Regions from separate parts of the Homo sapiens genome. Here region 2 is linked to region 1. The links are chromatin contacts, found by Hi-C or POLR2A ChIA-PET in ENCODE. All regions are on one chromosome and are shown on one strand. The core of a region is the stretch at or near the end of the contact, and the rest is flanking DNA. Distances in the headings are between cores, read along the strand shown. Region 1 holds the start of ZNF782 (zinc finger protein 782). Region 2 overlaps TDRD7 (tudor domain containing 7).

Region 1 (5,825 bases), core at 1,315-3,814:
AAATGTGTTCATTTTCTGTGGCTCTTGGGAGAGTATAGAGAACTGTAAAGCCTCAGCTGGGGGGACAGAAAGAGGATGTCACACGGTCTCGCCTACCTCACAGCTCCTAGATTAGCCTCCCCAAATCTCAGCAACCCAGTTGGAGAGCAGCCTTCCTAAGGTAACAGGGCCCTTCAGGCCTTGAAAAGGCATGAGAAGCACCACGTAGAGGTGGCACTGTCTACGACAACTCTGAAATAATTATGGGGCTTAAACTGCTGTTTTTTATTGAGTGAACATAAACTTTTCCCAATTGATTTAACAATGCACATGTGCTTCTAACACACACACAAAAATAAAGACAATACAGGATTAGTTGAATTAAAGTACACCACAGGGTAAGACACTATTCTTTCATTAAAATTAACCTAGCAGGTACTGTGGTTCAAGCCTGTAACCCCAGCACTTCGGGAGGCCAAAGAGGGAGGACAGCTTGAGCTCAGGAGTTCAAGACCAACCTGGGCAACATGGCATGACCTTGTCTCTACAGAAAATAAAAACTTAAAAAATTAGCCAGGTGTGGTGGCATGCGCCTGTGGTCCCTGCTACTTGGGAGGCTGAGGCAGGAGGATCACTTGAGCCCAGGAGGTAGAGGCTGCAGTGAGCCATGTTTGTGCCACTGCACTCCTGCCTGGACAACAGGATGAGACTCTGTCTCCAAAACACAAAATTAACTTAGCAGAAAAATATTCAGTGTGCATCATTTAACTATTTTTCTTAGTAATATTATTTACCCTTGGTATAGACAATCCACAGAAAGTCTTATAAAAGAGATGAGATACTTTAAGGCAAAGAGTTTTAGATGTTTTAACTGGGATGTATTTCTCAAAAGGCCCTTTGGATAAGATGCTTTTGGTGACTCACCTGTGAAAGAATGAACGGAACTGTTTTCCTCCTGGCTCTACCACAAACGAGGGATCCCCGGAAACTCACTGAACCTTTCATGCCCAATGTCTTTAAAGCTTTCAAAAGAATCAGAAGTAGATAGCCACGGAAAACCCTTCATGTATCATCATGCATGGGATTCTATGAGGTAGGGACAAAGTCTCCAGTGTCACATATGTTAACAGCAGTATGGCATCTGTAAAGAGTGGAGAACAAAGCGACTGGGGGCTACTTTGGGATCTGGGGACAGAATCTCCGGTTACCCCTACCCTCAGACCTATGCAATGATGTGGCCTTTCCTGAGCAGCCTGTCCCTGGCCACCACCTAGCCCATTTTGCTCTTCTCAAAGCTGGCCCAAACCACCCACTGTCACCCATTGTGTGGTGGCTTCTGGAGGCTTCACCAAGTCTGGCTCATTCTGGGAAGGAGGATCAAGAACTGCTTCTGACCATACACATCTAGGATCTGCTCCTCTGTGGGCTCTTCTGCCTCTGCTCTGAAGCTCGGGAGGGAGGCCTAGGTCTGAGAGGTGTTCTCTTCCAGGTAAAACTGTTCACAGAGACCCCTGCTTCCCACCTCGCAAGGGCTGCTCTGTTCAAGGAGCCTGCGACCTGACCTGAGAAACCATGTTAGTGGCAAAAATCTGACTCTTAGAATTCTTTACATCAGACTTAAAAGAGAGACACCCTGACAATGCAGAAGGGGCCAGGAACCTGTCTGACCCAAGAGATCTGAAGACACACCAGAAATCCAGACTACATTTGACACATGGTAAGATTCCATCTACATCCACTCCCTGAGTATTTGGGGACATGACATTCTGCTAAGTGCTGTGAAGGCTGCAATGCTGGTTTTAGGCAGGTGTGATATTAGCGCCTGAAACGGGAAATAAATCACACCTGCCTTTGAACCCCAGCTCCCTCACTGCTAGCTTGTGACCTGAGCCTCAGTTATATTTAATGCAGATGTGGTTGTGAGGTATACATAGGCACCCAACGAATGGAACAAAGTGTCTTCTAAATATAACAGCAGCAGTCCGCTCATGGCTTAGTAGCCTACAGTCGGCTGTTTGCTTTACAGGTGGTGACTTAAAGTTTTAAACCAACGCCATGAAGCAGTCATTATTAATACCCTCACTTTCAGATGAGAAACCTGACTCTCATCCACGTCCCTACATTCGCCTCGGCTTCCAGTTGACAGAGATGGAACTTACCCGGGTTTTTCCAGCTCCAGAGCTCGGGGTCTCGATGCAGACCCACCGTCCGGGGATTTCGGGCACGTTGTCGCCCGCGTTACAAATGCGCTTTCCCCACCCCCGCCGCCGCTCGCGCCGGGCTCCGGTCCCGCACACCGCGGCCCGCACCCGGCACCTGCTCCGGACCAACGCTCAGCCTCAGCCGCCCCGGGAGCCAGCGGCCGAAGTCCCTCTCCAGCGGCCGGGAAGGCCGAGGGCCCGCCCGGTCGCATCCACTGACACAGGGGGCGGGGATCCCACAAACTTCCCGCTTCCTCTCCCGCTTCCGGGCACAAACGCTGTCCTCCCGCCCCAGCTGCGCCCCCTCTACTTTCCGAGCCGACCCCCGAGCTTCCCAAACCGCTTCCCGGGAGTCTCGAGAACCCAAATGAGGAGGCGGGGCTCTGGCTGCACAGGCGCAGAAGGAGCCCAGGAGCCCCATCCCAGAGTGCTGCGCGGCGAACCAGACTCATTCAGGACTACATTTCCCATAAGCTCTTGCGTCCGCCTTCGACGTGACTCCTCACGTTTCGGCGATTCAGAATTGGCGGGGATGGAGTTTTTATGAAGTCTCCCGCTCAGGCTCTCCAAGAACAGGGAGAAGTTAAAGGTTAAAACTTAAACGCTACTGACAAATACAAAGAGTAGCCCTCCATTGGTTCCCGGTTGAACCAACATTTTTTTTTTCCGTAAGACTTTCGGAGACAATTGGGAAGCTGAATATGGATTGGGAATTGCAAATATTGAAAAAAAGTACCATTACTTTTGTGAACTGTGAAAAAAAATTAAGAATTTTGTAGAAATTTTTTTTTTAAAAAAAGGGATCACTACTGAAGTATTTAGCATTGAAATGATATAACTTTGAATTTACTTTACAATTTTATACATTTTCAACCTGGAACCTCCACCTTGTCTCTTTACAGCCTACCCGACCCATTGACCTGTGAGCCCTGTCCTGGCGCCCCCAGGCGTGAGGGTTCTAAGGCGGGTCGAGCCCGGTGCTGCAGGTGTTAGAGAAAAGCTTTTGGTTTTTATCCCTTAACATTGCTTCTTGCCGAATTCTCTTATTGATTCAACATATTTAAATTTAATGTTAATTATCTTAGGTTTCCATGCGCATTAACGAATTTTCTTGCTTTTTGCTGATTGTTTTTTATTTCCGTAGGTTATTGGGGAACAGATGGTGTTTGGTTACATGAGTAAGTTCTTTAGTGGCGATTTGTGAGATTTTGGTGCACCCATCACCTGAGCAGTATACACTGCACCCCATTTGTAGTCTTTTATCCCTTGCCCCGCTGCCCTCCGCCATTCCCCGCCAAGTCCCCAAAGCCCATTGTGTTATTCTTATGCCTTTGCATTCTCATAGCTTAGCTCCCACTTATGAGTGAGAACTACGATGTTTGGTTTTTCCACTCCTGAGTTACTTCACTTAGAATAATAGTCTCCAATCTCATTCAGGTCGCTGCAAATGCCATTAATTCATTCCTTTTTATGGCTAAGTAGTATATCATCAGATACATACCACAGTTTCTTTATCCAGTTGTTGATTGATGGGTATTTGGGTTGGTTCCACGTTTTTGCAATCGCAAATTGTGCTGCTATAACCATGCATGTGCAAGTATCTTTTTCATATAATGACTTCTTTTCCTCTGGGTAGATACCCAGTAGTGGGATTGCTGGATCCAATGGTAGTTCTACTTTTAGTTCTTTAAAGAATCTCCACACTGTTTTCCATTGTGGTTGTACTAGTTTACATTCCCACCGGCAGTGTAGAAGTTTTCCCTGTTCACTGCAGCCATGCCAGCATCAACTATTTTTTGATTTTTTGATTATGGCCATTCTTGCAGGAGTAAGGTGGTTTTGATTTGGATTTCTCTTATCATTAGTGATGTTGAGCATTTTTTCATATGTTTGTTGGCCATTTGTATATCTTTTTTGAGAATTGTCTATTCATGTCCTTAGCCCACTTTTTGATGGGATTGTTTGTTTTTTTTCTTTGATGAGATTGATTTGTTTGAGTTCGTAGTAGATTCTGGATATTAGTCCTTTGTCAGATATATAGATTGTGAAGATTTTCTCCCACTCTCTGGGCAAAGTGAACAGCTGAGTAAAGATTAAAGGTGAGCTGCGAGGTGTTGTTACCTCAGAGGGTGCTCTGCAGAAGAGTATATCCATGAGCTACTTGAACTCTTTAAATCAAAACAAAAGGAAAAAAGTTTATTCTAAGCAAGTTTATTTCTTGTCTGATGGTTATTAGATGGGAGAACATTGCCAGATCTAAGCTACCAACCTCAAAAATGTTTTCAAAAACAAATGGTTATTGAACATCACATTTTACAGAGATTCTGCTCCCTTTCTCCCGCCCTCCCCAGAGAGAGCAGTCCTGCATGCGAATGATCAAAGGTCAGTCTTAGGACAACAATGAGAAAACAAGCTATTTAGATAAACTCCTCTACATTCCCTTGTTATTTGCTTTTTACTATTAACTCAAGGTAAGAGGATCAGGCTGCCTTCAGCCATAACCCTTTCCTAAAGCTTTTGCAAAACCTTCTGGCCTTCCAAGAAGGTTTGCCCAGTTCTTTGTAGGACAGATGATTGATAGATGTAAAGTAATTCATGAGTAACCCTGCTTAGCAGGGTTAGAGGAATCCCAGGGATACATAGACTGGCAGCTGTTTCCACCTTAAAACCAACAGAATTGTCTAAGTTGCAGATGATGTAAGACAGAACAATTTTTATGATGTGATCATGAAGATGTGAAAAATAGGGGCTGTAAGAAGGACCATTCTTTATACACGTGCATTCCTTATCAAGCCAACAACTGACTATGGGGAATGTTTTACAACCTCAGAGACCTGCGCCTGCCATGCTGCTCTGCACAGCAGCCACTGGGGGGCTCTCTTGACCGCAGTTTTTTAAGCTAGTGCCCTATATAGAAGGGTAAGTTTTTGTGAAAAGATTAACATTTGCTCACTATCACATGGGTTTTACATATTCAAGCTTGACGTACTTGTAAAGTTCCCATCTGCCTACCAGCTAGGTGTCAGACATTACATGTGGTAGGCACTTGAGGATTTACTGAATGACTTTAAATCCACACTGGGCCTGTGTGTGTGCTGCCTTTTATGAGTGTGAAGGTGACAACACTGCCTCTTTTCATGATGCCCTTGGCTGAGATGACCATCATTCTTGTGACTAAAACTGGGCTGTACATTTCTATGGGCACAGTAGGTAGCAGAAGTATCTGACCTATGATTGTGATATGGCCTCTTGCTCTGCCTGATCAAGCAAAGTCTCTGTAGAACATAAGAATAAAAGGCACTTACTTTCTGGTCAAAACCAGAAGAAACCTGTCATTCCTAAGAGTTCTTATTACAGCACTCAAACTAAGCTAAATCAAAGGCCAGTGCTCTATTTTGCAGATTTACATAGAAAGACTTGAAAGTTATGCTGATATTGACATTTGTCCAACCAAACTAGAAGAGGATTGTCTTGTCACCCATTTATCTTGCTGTGGAGCGATGACCATGAGGTTGCAGGGAGTGTGAAAAACTGCAGGCTCTCTGAGAACATTTAATCTGATGACATGTGAGTTTGTAAGGTTTTTGTGAACTTTCTGATAATTTTTCAATATTTTTTTGCTCCCATAAACTTAACACTTTAAGA
Region 2 (5,825 bases), core at 1,619-4,118, 610 kb after region 1:
ATGATGGGAAGGACACTGTGTAGAAGGGTGACCCTAGTTCCCCACTTCTATAGTCCCTTGTATTTATACAGAGCGCTCTTGGACTGTGAGGGGAATGTATCTAAGATCTTTTGGTTTTCTCTAGATTTTGCAAGCAGGGAAATATGTTTCTATTTCTGCAGCCTCTGTTCCATAATACAAAACCTTATTCCATGTGCCACTATCAGCCGCCAGCCAGTAATCCTGTATGTGTCACTGAGTGCAAATGACCAGTCCCTGAACACAGGCTTAAGTCCATCAGTTACTGGCCACTGAACCCTAGCTACAAGTGGGAGTTAGGAGGTCAGAAAGGGATACTGCTGTTTCTTAGCAGGTTGCTCAATAGGAGAGGCCCTGACCCTCTCCAGAAGTAAGCTCACCCAACCACCCAGCCACCCTTTCCCATTTGCAGAGGCATTTAGGAAACTCCCCAGCTGAATCTACAGAGGCACAAATTTTAAGTAATTTGACTGACTTTAAAAATCTGAAAATTGGAAAATAGTTTGCCAGTTTCTTACGAACACTTAACCATATGACCCCTAAGGCCCACAAGGTGTCTTGTACATACATGTGTGTTGCAGTATTATTATTAATAGCCCCAAACTGGACACAGCCCAAATGTTCACCAACAGGTGGATCATAAAAACAAATTATAGTTTATTCATGTAGTAGAACACTGTTAACAATACAAAGGAATTAACTACTGATATAAATAGTTTCATGGACAAACCTCACAGATTTTGTGCTGAGCAAAAGAAGCCAGGCACAAGAGAGTAATGTATAATTTCATGTAAATGATGTCTAAGAGCAGGTAAAATTCATCTGCAGTGATAGAAATCAGATCAGTGGTTGCCTGGGACAGGAGGTGGAGGGGGGCTAATTGCAAAGGGCAAAAGGAGACTTTTTGGGGTGGTGTAAATGGTCTATATGTTGATTATGGTGATGATTATATGGATGTATACATTGATCAAAGCCCATCAAACTGTATTGTAAACAGGTATCTTTTATTCAGTGTAAATTATACTTGGATAAAGTTTGAAACCTGGAAGAAGCTAAGGACCACAATGGTCACTGGACCAAAGGAGAACACAGGGCTTGGGCACTAGTCCTGAGTCTGCCTGTATTTGGGTGTGTGCCTTTGGTCAAGTCCCTCCATTCCTCTGGGTCTCTAGTTGATAGGAGATAACTATCCCTAAACGTTCCTAGATAAACTTCTGTTTCCTGGCCATTTCACTCCCCCGGCCCTTAGGAAGTTCAACAAAAGCTAAGCTATTTTGAGGCACAGAGATTTCTTATGAAGAGAAGAATCATACGTAAATCCTAATGACACATTAACAGTGTAACAATATTTACAATAAATAATGCAGCTATTCCACAAGGATATCTCCCAGTCTGAAGTCTATAGGGCAGTCACTTTCTTTCCTCCCTCCCTCCTTCTACTTTGGGAATTCAGGCTCTCGTGTCAGATAGAACTGAGTCTCAGCTTTGCCATTTCTAGCTGTGTGGCCTTAGGAAAGTTATTTAACTTCCCTGATTGCTTATCTGTAAATTCAAACACTCCCATCGTGTTGTATATACCTGATACACTTTTTCACTTTTTACTGGAGCCAAGAACAAAACATACAAGTCCTTCTTCTCAAGAAGCTTACATTCTAGTGAGAAGAGAGAGATGACAAGCATACAGTAAACACACAAAACAATTTTAGTACAATGAAGGAAATAACCAATAAAGGAAATAACTATGATAGAAAATAACTCTGAAGCAAGAGATAGGCAGAGTGATGTGATCTCATTTAGATGCTTCAGAAATCATTCTGGGACTGTTGTGGGGGAATGGATTGTATTATAGTAGGGCACAGAAGGAAAGTAATACTGGTTAGGTGGCTGTTGTAATAGCCAGCTACCTTGTAACCTGGATTAGTGAAGATGGAGGTAGTGGAAGAGATTCAGGATATATTTGGAGGTAGAACTGACAGGACACTGACCTGTTGGAAGTGGATGGTAAGCAAAAGAGAAGATTCAAGATAAGCTACTGGGTTTGGGGCTTGAGCAATTGACTAGATATTGGTGCCATTTGTTGAAATTGGGAAGTCAGAGAGAAAAACCATTGTGGAGAACAATTGAGAATTTCATAGGACCTGCTAGGTTTGAGAATAGCTATCAGATGTCACATGGATGAATTTGGAGCTCAGGGAGCAGTTAGGACTGGAGATGTGTCAGGTTGGGAGGCATCAGCATATAGGTGCTATGTGAAATCACAGGACAAGATGAGATCCCCTAGAGAGAGAATACACGTAGAGAGGAGGAGGGGCCTGGGCCCAGGTCCTGAAACCCTTCAGTATTTACATGGAGGCATAAGGGGAGCAGAAAAGCCTGTAAAGATGGCCAAAGAAGAAAAACCAAGAGAGTGGTGTCACAGAAGCCAGAAAAAGAAAGCGTCTCATAAAGAAGGGAGTGACCAGCCTCGTCATTGCTGCTGAGAATTATGGGCTGGATGTGAAGAATAAAAAAGGTAGCTCGGTATTTTGTGCAGTAGCAAGCTCTTGGGACAGCGGTGATTGTAGCAATCCGGGCCTGAACTTGTTCCCCACATCCCCTTGAAGCTGACAGAGATGATTTCTCCCTTTATTTGGAGAAACCCCAGCTACTTAGCACCAGTCTTGCTTCGCTTGAATTGAACTTTGTCTGGTGGTAAGTACTGATTCCTTCCTTGCTTTCCCTGTCAGATCCTTGGTGAGTAGGAGAAACAGGAGATGTGGTCACCCGCTGAGGCTGGTGCCAGTTTGGCCTGACCCAGGCCCACATCCCAGGGGAGTCTGCTGGGTGATAGGTAGTGCTGGGAGACCTTTGGCCACTTGATGGTGCCAGAGAACCAGGAATGGACTGGGGCCTTATGCCAGATTATGTGACTACTGGCCCTGATCCCAGGACATTAGAGAGAGAGAGACTACTGAGCCCTCACAGAGCAAAGGACACAGAGCAGAGTGTGGTGAGAGTCACACTGGCCAATGCATGGACAAGTGTTTTATAAACTGCAGTTGCCATACAAACATGTATGATTAAAAACAAGAAAAGAAGCTACAAACAGTTCAGAAACACTTTCTTTTGAGGCTTTGGAGCAGTTATTCTTTAATCTGTTCTTGTGCTAAGAATACATTCTGAATTTCCCAGGAGTCATGATTTCACATGCTATGTCCTATTGTCAGACCACGTTACCTCCATTTTGGGCCTGGGAAGAACAGAATCTAAGTTGTAGGTGGTGATAGCTATTAAAGGAAATGAAAGCTGCCTGACTCCTGAGGCCTATGAGAAGCAAAAGCAGGTGCTAATTTAGGATTGGAGAAATAGACTTGTGCACTTAAATGGCCAGCTGCCTGACATGCAGCCCTACCAGCGATCTAGGCCTAAGTCAGTGTTGAGTCAGATGTGGATTCTAAGAGATGGTCTTTCTGATACAAGGTAGACAGGCCCCACAGGCCCGCTTATCACATGGCCAAGGAAAGGAGTTAGTGGTGTCTTCTGCTTTTTTCCCTTAGATTCTCTGCTGGGAAGGGTTTTTGTTTCGTGTGTTTAGTACCATAATCTAGGTACTAAGAAGCTGGCCTGTGGACTTTATTTTCAGGGAGGCAGTGAAAGGAACCTACCTCATGTTACTTGGTATTAAGGCCAAGACTTTGCCCTGGTGTTTGTTGTTTTGTTTGCTTTGTTTCTTTCAATAACCATCATCTCCTTTAATTAGAGATGCATATTAGGTTTTCAACATTTCCCTTAGATTCTTAGTTATTCTAAACCATAGCTTAATGTTTCTAGATTTTTATTTTTCTCAAAAAAAGGCTTTGTGTTTATATAATCCTTTTAAACTGAAGATTCTATAAATATTCTTAAAAATAATATCCAGGCTCTTAACAGTCTGTGCTAATGGTGAGGAAAAGTTGTTCAGGTTTCTGCAAACACAGACCTCTGTTCAGCAGACTTAGGGCCTTTTGCTGAGCTGAAAGAAGACCTAACCCAGCTTCACACCCTTGAAAAAAATAGGTACGCCTGTTTTTTAGTTTAGAATTCCATGTTGTTCAGCAGTGATACCATTGTTGTCATTGATGAAGCATCTCGGTCCCTGGAAGCACAGTAGCTGAGAATAGCCATCACAAATGCTGCTTTGGGGATTTAGAATCTGATAAATACCACAAGGATGATGCCTGCCATAGAAACAAATACTGCTGTCCAGGGAACGGGTGGAAATGTGTAACTCAAAAAAGAATAAGCTGATATAGGCATTATGATATTAATGAAAGCACCAAAGGGGAGGGGAGCAGAGTTGGCAGAACCAGGTAGATAGGCTGCTGAAAGACTGGCGACAGCAAGGTGGCAGGGCTGAGCAGTCTTGTTCTTCCCATTGAAGGGGTAGGGTGAGGTAGAAGACTGGGACCTGGAACTAGGACCCCTGGTTTCCTTGGTCTCAGCTCCAGCCTTTCTCTTCTGTGGTAAGTCAGGGGCACCTCCCCAGCTTTTTCCAGGTGCCACTCTGCCACTCAGCTTGCTGATCATGGAATAAGATTGAGCCAATTAAGTGTATCAAATGAATTTTTTAAAGAGAGGATAAAGAACTAAACATTCTGTGTTTTTAATCATTAGGTATGCTATGTTGACTATGGTTTTAGTGAAAATGTTGAAAAAAGCAAAGCATACAAATTAAACCCGAAGTTTTGTTCACTCTCATTTCAAGCTACAAAATGTAAGCTTGCAGGTAAGAGGAACTTTTTAAAAAACTCTCTCCATTTCAATAGGCTATTACCACTGTACATTTGGATAGTTGAATCCTAAAATGGACTAAGTATCTCATGTTATAATGTGTTACTTCTTGAAAGGTTTAAATTCATGTCGAATGTATTCTTTATAAGATACCATTATAAAAATGTTATGTTTTTATATTTTGTGTTATATATAAAAACGTATTATAATTTCTTATAAAAATTTCAGCCATCTTAAAGGGATTTTTCTTGTTCTAACTGCCCTAGTAACAATTGATAGAGGCCCTGTTTCATGACATTTGATGAGTTTCAATATGTTGTTCAGCATGTTGTGAGGTGACTCTCAGCCCCTTTCCCACTGAGATGTACTGTGGTGATGCTGTGAGGGTGTGACTGACACACCTTCATGTGCCCAAGCATGGGTTTGATCACAGGTCACATGCAGTTTTTGGCATAGTAGATGTATCATTGTTCTTTTCCTTCCTCCTAAAGGAAACAGAGGAATCCACCTGTATGAGAGTGCCATGTAGGGATAAACTTAAAGGACAGATGACACATTGGTCATGTCCGTGATAAGGAAAGGCATTGAAATATGCACCATGCCGGGGGGGACTTGAGCCAAATGCAGAAAATGATCATAATTATTTCATGAAAATTAGTACTCTGAAGAAATGCCTCCTTCCCAGTGGGATGAATTCTTATGTCACAGGAGCTGGGTTTGACTCTTATCTGTGAGATTAACCTGAAGAAATTTTAAAAACTTGTTAACAACTTTTAGAAGTTGGTGTTGGAAAGAACGTATCAAGGGCATAGGACAGGATTTAGGGTGTTGAAATTAAATGTTTGAGAAAAGTTCAAAGTTATATGTCTGGAGAACAGAACAAGAAGAAGAAAAAACTCGGAGGAGTCTGAATTTTAGCTTGTGGATTTAAAGTAGAAAAATATGGAAATAGGCATTATAGTACCATTGGGGGAATATGAGCTAGTTTTAATTCATTTAATACATTAACTTAGAATTGTCATATATGTTATGTGGAACTATAATTTTCTAAGAATTTA

What was found. A loop is a pair of places that touch in the nucleus more often than their neighbours do. ChIA-PET counts read pairs that join two places held with the same protein, here RNA polymerase II (POLR2A). Pooled maps may share reads with other maps.
Region 2: a loop to region 1 is called in a map of GM12878, with 6 times the contacts of the local background. The contact joins the enhancer-like site here to the promoter of ZNF782 in region 1. A Hi-C loop is called at or near these places in 3 of 168 maps with a recorded cell type or tissue (Caco-2, GM12878 and PC-9), 10 of 37 single-sample maps with no recorded cell type and 9 of 50 pooled maps. POLR2A ChIA-PET finds 5 or more read pairs at or near these places in 1 of 52 experiments (PC-9).

The regions. Positions count from the first base shown.
Region 1 is chr9:96,851,950-96,857,774 of GRCh38, forward strand. ZNF782 (zinc finger protein 782) reads right to left here and starts at 2,565. Exons shown (of 6, transcript NM_001001662.3): 1 at 2,139-2,565; 2 at 904-1,120; 3 at 1-56. The coding sequence starts at 12. RefSeq lists silencers at 1,898-1,987, 2,268-2,337.
Region 2 is chr9:97,465,908-97,471,732 of GRCh38, forward strand. It overlaps TDRD7 (tudor domain containing 7), which reads left to right. Exons shown (of 17, transcript NM_014290.3): 9 at 4,651-4,762. Among named protein-coding and RNA genes, the nearest start is that of TMOD1, 33 kb to the right of the region's middle. RefSeq lists an enhancer at 2,718-2,777. Within about 2 kb of position 2,869, at least 9 of the 41 ENCODE cell types and tissues checked have a DNase peak (open chromatin) inside an H3K27ac peak, as active enhancers do; they include GM12878, where a contact is called at or near this core.